Regions from separate parts of the Homo sapiens genome. Here region 1 is linked to region 2. Evidence: chromatin contacts called from ENCODE Hi-C or POLR2A ChIA-PET data. All regions are on one chromosome and are shown on one strand. Each heading gives the region's core, a stretch centred on a gene start or an enhancer-like site at or near the end of the contact. The rest is flanking DNA. Distances are from core to core; before and after follow the strand shown.

What was found. A loop is a pair of places that touch in the nucleus more often than their neighbours do. ChIA-PET counts read pairs that join two places held with the same protein, here RNA polymerase II (POLR2A). Pooled maps may share reads with other maps.
Region 1: a loop to region 2 is called in a pooled map, with 2.2 times the contacts of the local background. The contact joins two enhancer-like sites. A Hi-C loop is called at or near these places in 1 of 50 pooled maps. POLR2A ChIA-PET finds 5 or more read pairs at or near these places in 2 of 52 experiments (GM12878 and WTC11).

The regions. Positions count from the first base shown.
Region 1 is chr22:40,725,188-40,729,830 of GRCh38, reverse strand. No RefSeq gene overlaps it. Among named protein-coding and RNA genes, the nearest start is that of MCHR1, 48 kb to the right of the region's middle. RefSeq lists enhancers at 835-884, 955-1,034, 362-1,085, 1,086-1,810. Within about 2 kb of position 2,435, at least 6 of the 41 ENCODE cell types and tissues checked have a DNase peak (open chromatin) inside an H3K27ac peak, as active enhancers do.
Region 2 is chr22:40,488,952-40,493,828 of GRCh38, reverse strand. All of the region lies in intron 3 of MRTFA (myocardin related transcription factor A), which reads left to right. Among named protein-coding and RNA genes, the nearest start is that of MRTFA-AS1, 30 kb to the left of the region's middle. Within about 2 kb of position 1,373, at least 7 of the 41 ENCODE cell types and tissues checked have a DNase peak (open chromatin) inside an H3K27ac peak, as active enhancers do.

The sequences.
Region 1 (4,643 bases), core at 1,186-3,685, 230 kb before region 2:
AATAAAATAGAGTTGAGGTCTCACTGTTAGCCAAGCTGGTCTCAAACTCTTAGGCTCAAGCGATCCCTTGGCCTCCAAAAGTGCTGGGATTATAGGTGTGAGCCACCATGCCTCCCAAGGTTGTCCTTTTAGATCTAGTTAAGGATCTTGAGATCACCCTGGATTATACAGGTGGGCCCTATATCCAATGACAAATATTTTTATAAGAGACACATGGAGGAGAGGCGCACAGAGCAGAAGCCCATGTAAAGATGGAGATGGAGATGAGAGTGATGCAGCCACAAGCCAAGGGACACCTGGCGCCACCAGAAGCTGGGAGAGGCAGGGAAGGCTCCTCCCCTAAGGCATATCCCTGCTGACACCTGGATTGCAGACTTCCAGCCTCCAGAACTGTGTGAGAGAAAATATCTGCTCTTTTAAACCACTGAAGTGGGGCTGGGCACGGTGGGTCCCACCTGTAATCCCAGCACTTTTGGGAGGCCGAGGCCGAGGCGGGTATGTTGGGTAAAAGCTGAGTGTTGGGAAAAAAGCTGAGGCAGGGCTTGCATGTCTGACATAATGTAAAAGAGTCTTGGAACATGTCTGGGGTCCAGGGTCTAAAACCCCTCGTGGCCTTTGGAACACCAAGCTCTGTGCTAAAGGGTGGAAGGCTGCCCCGCCACACCACAATCTAAACCCAGGGCATAAAAGCTCTCGTGGCTTGGATGGAATCCAGGGCTCAGGGCATAAAAACCCTCGTGACCTCTGGAATGTGTCTAGACTTGCAGGCTCCTTGCTTCTATCACTCCCATTATCTCAAGTAGCAGAACATGTTCCATATGCTTCAAACAAAATGCTAAACCGTCACGGCCATAGATCATGCGCTTGATGCACTGCTTCCTTTCAACCCCCACATCCTCACCACCTGCTTCTTTGATCACCAATAAACAGCTCGGGCTCCCAGCGCTCAGGGCCTTCGCAGCCTCCATACTAGCGTTGGCCTGCGGTCCCACTTTCACTCTTAACTTGTCTTGTCTCATTCCTTTGACTCCCCCGGACTTCGTTGCCCCCACAGCCTGGTGTTGGGTCTGATCACCCCAACAGGGTGGATCACCTGAAGCCAGTCGTTCGAGACCATCCTGGCTAACATGGTGAAACCCCATCTCTACTAAAAATACAAAAATTAGCTGAGTGTGGTGGCAGGCAGCTGTGATCCCAGCTACTCGACTGGCTGAGGCAGGAGAATCGCTTGAACCTGGGAGGAGGAGGTTGCAGTGAGCCGAGATCACACCACTGCACTCCAGCCTGGGCTACAAGAGCGAAACCCTGTTTCAGAAAAAAAACAACAAAAAATCCCACCAAAGTTATGATTATTTGGAAGGCAGCTATGCTCGCTACTGTACCACCAACGCCGCTGGGTTATGGTTGTTACCGAAGTGCTAGGAAGCTACTACATGAATCGACATGCATATGGAAATATCTACAGCCTTTTCTTTAACATGTTTAACTTTTCCCCCATGCCTTTGCCATTACCTTTTTTTCAGAAGGACAGAGGCAGGCTGCACACGGTGGCTCATGTCTGTAATCCTAGCAATTTGGGAGGCCGAGGTGGACAGATCACTTGACCCCAGGAGTTCGAGACCAGACCGGGCAACATAGCAAAACCCCATCTCAAAAAAAAAAAAAAAAATTAGCCAGGCATTGTGGCCCTCCTGTAGTCCCAGCTACTTGGGAGGCCAAAGTGGGAGGATCACCTGAGCCTGGGAGTTCGAGCCTGCAGTGAGCCGTGATCACCTGGGTGACAGAGTGAGACCCTGATTCAAAAAAAAAAAAAAAAAAAAAAAAGGCAGAGGCAGTCCAGGCTTCAGCCAGCCTGTCTCATTTAAATGCCAATTTGGTCATTTCCTAGTTGTGTGACCTTAAGCAAACTACTTAATCTCTCTGAGTCCCCATTTCTTCATCTGTAGAATTTTTGCATTGGTATTAAATGAGACCGTCATGTAAGTGTTTAGAATTGTGTCTGGCATATCATTAGCAATACACATAAGTGGTAGTTTATGCATTCTCTCCTGTTCCTCAGTGATTTCCTGTCCTCATCAGAATGCTACTTCTTCATGGTAATGAGCCAGTTTTGTTCCTGCCTAGATTTTTAAAAAACTCATTATCACTTGTGATTCATTTACCTCATTATGCTTTTAGGCTATTAGAATGGGGAAAATGTCACTCAGAAGAGTATGAACAAACCAAGCCCCATGGAATCTCACTTGATAGCCAGGGCTAATCATCAGAAAAGTCAAAAGATCAGCCATTAGCAAAGTAGAGAGACAAAGAACCCGATTTAACTAATAAGCACTTCAATACCCGTGACTTCTAACTGACTCTCTCTCTCTCTCTCTCTCTCTCTCTCTCGACTTTCCTTTGAAATTTCAAAGGGTATGAATAATTTAATTGATTTTCAAAATAATTGACTTGTTTTTGACAAGCATGTGCATGTTTGCTTGGTTTGTGGTTGAGATGGACCAAAAGAGACAAAAGGATTACTAGGTTTAAGGAGCCCCTGTCTATCCTGTATTTCAAATTTCAAAGACAGTATTTGTTCTTAAAACAGTCACTGCTTCCCTTGCTTTGAAGGAATTTAAGAGTATGTCTTAGCTTACAAATCACTTAGCAGCCAGGCGCGGTGGCTCACGCCTGTAGTCCCAGCACTTTGCGAGGCCGAGGCGGGTGAACCACCTGAGGCCCGGAGTTCAAGACCAGCCTGACAAATATGGAGAAACCCCCCGACCCTACTAAAAATACAAAAAATTAGCTGGGCGTGGTGGCGCATGTTTGTAATCTCAGCTACTCGGGAGGCTGAGGCAGGAGAATCGCTTGAACCTGGGAGGCAGAAGTTGCGGTAAGCCGAGATTGTGCCATTGCACTCCAGCCTGGGCAACAGAGCGAGACTCCATCTCAAAAAAAAAAAAAAAAGAAAAAAGAAAAAATCACTTATCTCTGAACAGCCAGCACACTGGCTTCTTCACTCACAATTATTCCTCATTCAGATCCTAGCAATTTCAGAAAGTGTTGAGTTTATTACTAGTGCTTGGCCTCTAGGGCTCTCCTTCCACACTGCATTAGTAGCTGAACTGTCTGCTTTGTCTACAGGGCCTGCTTATCTTGCGATTGGACCATCTTCTTTTCCTTTCACTTTCACGGTCTCTTTCACACGAGTAGGAAAAAAAATGGAAAGTATATATATAGATACATACATATATATATATAGATACATACATATATATAGATACATACATATATATATATAGATACATACATATATATAGATACATACATATATATAGATAGATACATACATACATATATATATATATATATATATTTTTTTTTTTTTTTTTTTTTTTTTTTTTTTTGAGACAGAGTCTCTGATGCCCAGGCTGGAGTACAGTGGTGTGGTCTCAGCTCACTGCCACCCTGCAACCTCCACCTTCTGGGCTCAAGCTATTCTCCTGACTCAACCTTCCGAGTACCTGAGATTACAGGTGCGTGCCACCATGCCTGGCTAAGTTTTGTATTTTTGGTAGAGACAAGGGTTTCACCGTGTTGGCCAGGCTGGTCTCGAACTCCTGACCTCAGGTGATCTACCCACCTTGGCCTCCCAAAGTGCTGAAATTATAGGCGTGAGCCACTGTGCCCAGCTGGGAAAGTATTTTCTTCCCAAGCCCATATCTTTAACACATTTGCAAAATCAAGCATCCCTAATGGTTTACCTTGGCGTGGCTAGAAGTCTTGATTTATATGATATTAGGTTTCCTAAAAGAGGGAAACTTCCCTGTGGCCCTCACCTAAGGGATTTAGGCGTAATTCATGAAGCAAGTTTACAATAAAAAAAATCCCTACCATTGCATACCAAAAAAAAAAAAAAATGATGGTTACGGTCATACCAATGGCATGTTTAAAACAAGACTTAATTGGCCAGGCGCGGTGGCTCACGCCTGTAATCCCAACACTTTGGGAGGCCGAGGCAGGCGGATTACCTGAGGTGAGGAGTCTGAGACCAGCCTGGCCAACATGGTAAAGCCTCGACTGTACTAAAAATACAAAAATTAGCCAGGCATGGTGGCACACGCCTGTAATCCCAGCTACTCCAGAGGCTGAGGCAGAATTGCTTGAGTCTGGGAGACGGAGGTTGCAGTGAGCCAAGATCACGCCACTGTACTCTAGCCTAGGCGACAGAGCGAGACTCTGTCTCAAAAAAAAATACATAAATAAATAAAAATAAAATAAAAAACAAAGACTTAACTGTTGCACTGTGATACTGTGACATCTGGAGGCCCATATTTAGTGTAACAGGTGAATTACTCATTTCGAAAAAAACATTTTTATGGCTCTGACATTGGTAAATTCTGACATCTCTCGTTGATCTGGTAGGCTGTGATTGGGTCAGTTTTCAAGATGCAACAATGAAAGGCTTCATGGTGACACCTGGTCCGAATCTCACCGAAGCCTCAGGGCCAGGGGCCAGCCATTGCTTCACCTGGACTGAGCCCTTTCCATGGCGCAGATGGCAAGTTAAGGATGGGGGAAGGAAAGGGCGAGAAAACTAAAGGAGAAGGAAGATGAGGGTGGCAGAAGAAAGGGGACCAAAAGATGCAAACATTAGGGCA
Region 2 (4,877 bases), core at 124-2,623:
ACTTCTCTTAGATAAATACTCAGGAATAGGATTACTGGGTTTTATGGTAAGTGTAAATTTATAAGAAACTCCCAAACTGTTTTTCTACATAGCATTATCGTTTTCCATCCTCCTCAGTAATGTCTGGGAGTTCCAGTTGCTCCTCATCCTTGATGACAAATCATTTATTGCTGGTATTTGTATTCTGACAGTAGCCAAGTAACAATCTCCACATGCTCTTGCTGGAAAAATTGTTGCTTAAATTAAGGATTTCTCATGTAAATTTTTCCTCTTTCATTTTCCTTTTCCTTTTCTTTCCACTTTATAAATATTTATTGAGCAGTTTACAGTGCAAGGGATGGACGAGCATCAGTGATTTTACTCTCAAAGTGCCCCTGTTGGCCCTGTGAGTAGAGGTCATGGCAGATGATTGTGACACTTTTGATTCTTATACTTTATCTAGTTTCCTAGTGGAACAGATTGATCAGCATAGAGGTTTTCATTTTTGTGTCTCTATACTGCATGCCTCGCTTAGCTTTCAAGTGTGAGGAACCTTGTAGGGAGAAGAATATGGTGGCACATCTGGTTCCAGCTGTGCTGTCAGCCTTAATATCTTCCCCCTTCTGTTTAGGTGGAAATGCCAGTGTCATGGTGGCCTTTGTTTTCATAATCAGCTGGGTAGATTTTTCAGTTGCCTGTTAGTGTAGCTGTCCTGATTTCCTTCCTAATGATGTGAATGATGGGACTGTGACATACAAGGAGTAAAATCAAATGGTGAGGTAAGCTGAGGTCAACAAGATAAGGGTTTGAATCCCAAATTTTGGTGGGTTGTCACTATTGTGCCAATATATTATCTCTGACTCTAGCCAGCATCTTAAGAGCCTATATTGTCTTTCTAAAGGAAAGGTCAAATATGTATTGAACTGTATCTTCTTTTAAATATTTTGTCAGCAAAGTGTTTACAAATTGGTGAGAAGTGTCCATTTGTTTTTTCATTCATTGAGTACACTTGCCAGTTAACCATTACGTTTATGGTTCCCACATCAGTACTGTGATAGGACTTTTTTCAAAGTAAATTCTTCCTGAGTTTTTCCTTTGGTACCTCCCCCCTCTGCTTTTTGGTATCTTTTATCTTCAAACATTTTAAAGATGAATGTGTCCAGTAAAATAATGTTGTGTTATAGCTCCTTGTTCCATTTTGGGTGCAGGCTTTGTACAAGAAGGGAGGGAGGGCAAGAGAGAGAAGAGGGAACCTAGTCATGTGATACTGCTTGTCTGGCAGAAGCCTTTTGGTTCTGAGCAGAGAAACCAACTGTTTACTATTTTGGGTGAATGAGGTTGGTTGGTTGCTATGAGCATTTTCTCTAAGGGAACCCTCTCCTCTTCCAGCTCTACACATTGAAATCATCTCAGTTCTGCTTTTTGGCATTTGGATAGAAGAGGGAGGTGTCTGTGTCTAGGCCCAGTGCTGACAGGAAGAAATGTTTTGCCAGTAGAGTTACTGATTCTGACCTTCTGCTGTCACTGCTTTTAATGCCCCACTCCCTAAGTAAACTTGGGATCTAACTGTTCTTGCAACCCTTTGCACTGTAGAATGAAGTGCCCACTTTAACTTAAAGAGCAGGGCTAATCAGATCTTCGGCAAATAATAAATGGCCTCTTTAAGGAGAGAGGGAAGGAAGAGTGGTTTATTGCAGCATTGGCCTGTGGAGACTCGAATCTCCTCCAGCATGCTGGAGGAGAAGGCCAAGATTCATCAGTCCACCTGCAGGATTCTGCCACTCTCGTGGATTGTCCTGAAGCCGAGAAAGGACAGCTATTACTCAGCAGTGTGCCTGACCCATTATCACAGTTTGCGGGAAGGTTCGAGTATTTGTGCCTTTGGGATTTGCATGCTTTTGTTTCCTTTCAAACTTAACTGCTGTCTTTTATCCCAGTCCTATTTCTCTGTAGCCATCCAAGCTTTGACTTTGGGTGGTTTATTCTCCCAGGATTTGTATTAAAGTTTGTTGAGCACCCAACAAATAGATAACTGAACATAGTACTGTAGGGTGCATTTCATGACCTGGTGGAACAGTGATTAGGATGTTTCACTTTCTTACTCCTTTTTTCCCCACCGTGCAGAGCTCATATAGCCAAGCCTAGATTGTGGAATAAGGGAAGAAAAAACTTTTCTTTAATAAGGCGGAATTACTCTTTATGTGGGTCAGATTCAATGTTTTATCCATAAAATGCACTTTGGCCTTAGGTACTATACAAATGGGAGCTATTGATGATCATTTCAGTTTCTTCTGTCTGTTGAATACTTGAAAGTAGATAGATAACCCTTTAAGGTTTATAACACTAAGACATCATAATTTAAAATAAAATAACACTTGGAAGGCTTTTTACTTGTATTGCGTCTTAGTTTTGCTTAGGGTGAACAATTTGGACTGGTCTTATCAATATTAAAAGAGTTTGCCTATGTGAACAGCCTTCCTTCATAGTCTTGGTTTTGTTTTTTTTTTAAGACAGGTTTTCACTCCTGTGGCCCAGGCTGGAGTACAGTGGCTCAATCATGGCTCACTGCAACCTCCACCTCCTGGGCCCAAGTGATTCTCCAGCCTCAGCCTCCTGAGTAGCTAGGACTACAGGCGTGCACCACTGCACCCGGCTAATTTTTATATTTTTTGTAGAGATGGGGTTTTGCCATTTTGGCCATGCTGGTCTTGAACCCCAGCCTTAAGCGATCCTCCCGCCTCATCCTCCCAAAGTGCTGGGATTACAGGTGTGAGCCACCGTGCTCGGCTTCTTTCATAGTCTTATACTGCAGGAAAAGAAAATCCTTTGGGAGTAGAATGGACACATTTGAGTTATTTAGAAAAGTTCACTTTTAAATTTGAGGAAAATTCTTTTAGAAGAGTTCTAGGTTATGAAAAAAACGACAATAGGAGCTTTATCCAAATCCTGTCAAATATGAATAAAAGAGAATTGTCAATATTTTCTTCTCCTATCTTGGAAACCCTAATTATCTACTATCAGAATTTATATACAATGTATAATAATTATGTAAATGCTACTTTTCTAAACACTTAGACATTTCTTTTGAGTTTTCCAGATTTCTTTGGGATTTTAATAATTTTAACAGGATGATTTGAGCCTGTGGAGTCAGCAATGAATGGACACATCGAAGACGAGATGGAGTGATTATCAGTGCCCAGTTTGCAGAGAGAATATTTTTTTTCTTCTTTTCTTTTCTTTTTTTTTTTTTTGAGATGGAATCTCACTCTGTCGCCCAGGCTGGAGTGCAGTGGCGCAATCCCTGCTCACTGCAAGCTCCGCCTCCTGGGTTAATACCATTCTCCTGCTTCAGCCTCCCGAGTAGCTGGGACTACAGGTACCCACCACCATGCCCAGGTAGTTTTTTGTATTTTTAGCAGAGACAGGGTTTCACGTATTAGCCAGGATGGTCTTGATCTCCTGACCTCATGATCCGCCGGCCTTGGCCTCCCAAAGTGCTAGGATTACAGGCGTGAGCCATCGCGCCCAGCTGAGAATAGTTTTAAGAATTGGTTGAGAGGCAGTTGCTTTTTCTTTGAATATCTAGAACTGTTCTGGACTAACGTCAAAGAAACACCATGGCAACATTAAAGGGAAGATTATTTGAGAGGCGGGGGATAGTATGGCTTAGGACTTGGGCTGCTACCTTTGACTTTGTAATTCAAAAGATTGTAATGTTCCATATTTTCAATCTGATCATTAAAAATATCTGTGTTACATGCAAAAAAAACCTATAGGCAATAGAGATTCAGGCTTGTGATAAGTAGGATCAGAATGGTAATGTTAGATAACTACCCTAAGCAATTAACTACACTTTTCTGATTTTTTTTTTTTTTTTTGCGACAGAGTCATGCTTTGTCTCCCAGACTGGAGTGCAGTGGCGCGATCTCTGCCCACTGCAACCTCTGCCTTCAAGCGATTCTCTTGCCTCAGCCTCCCGAGTAGCAGGGATTACAGGTGCTCGCCACCACACCTGGCTAATTTTTGAATTTTTAATAGAGACAGGATTTCACCATGTTAGCCAGGCTGGTCTCGAACTCCTGACCTCAAGTGATCCACTCGCCTTGGCTTCCCAGAGTGCTGGGATTATAGGAGTGAGCCACCATGCCCGGCTACTTTGCTGATTTTATAGTGTGCTTAGAACCTTTCATTTAGAATTCTGTATATTGACTCAGTCTTGAAAGGACTCAAATTATGGGCTGGGTGCAGTGGCTCATGCCTGTAATCCCAACACTTGGGGAGGCTGAGTCTGGGAGGGTCACTTTAGCCCAGCATTTCGAGACCAGGCTGGGCTTCAAAGTGAGACCCTGTCTCTAGAAAAAAAAAAATGAAAAAATTAGCTGGGCATGGTGGTGTACACCTGTGGTCCCAGCTACACAGGAGGCTAGAACCATGTTCACGACACTGCACTCCAGCCTGGGCGACAGAACGAGACTCCGTCTCCATAAAAAAAAAAAAAAAATTTGAAATTATGTCTTCTACAGATACACATTATTTTTTTAATTGCTGTCATTTTGTAAACTGCACAAGAGAAACAGATTTTGCCTCAAATGGTAAAAGTATTAAGAATATCTGATGTCCCTGCTTTTGGGCTGAAGCAGGTGTTCGAGGGACAAAGATCATTCTTCCTTGTAATACTCAAAGATACCCAGTGAAAATGATTGTGTCTTGTGTTTTATTATTATAAATTCTTAATATTTTCTTTTTTTATAGCTTTATTTTCCTTATTAATAGACTTTGGCATCAATCACATCTGCATGAATTTTTTTTCAGGACTGAGCCATCATGAAACGTTGGTGTTTTATGATTTTATACAACCTCTGATACAATATGAATGATGTTAGATCTATGAAAGATCT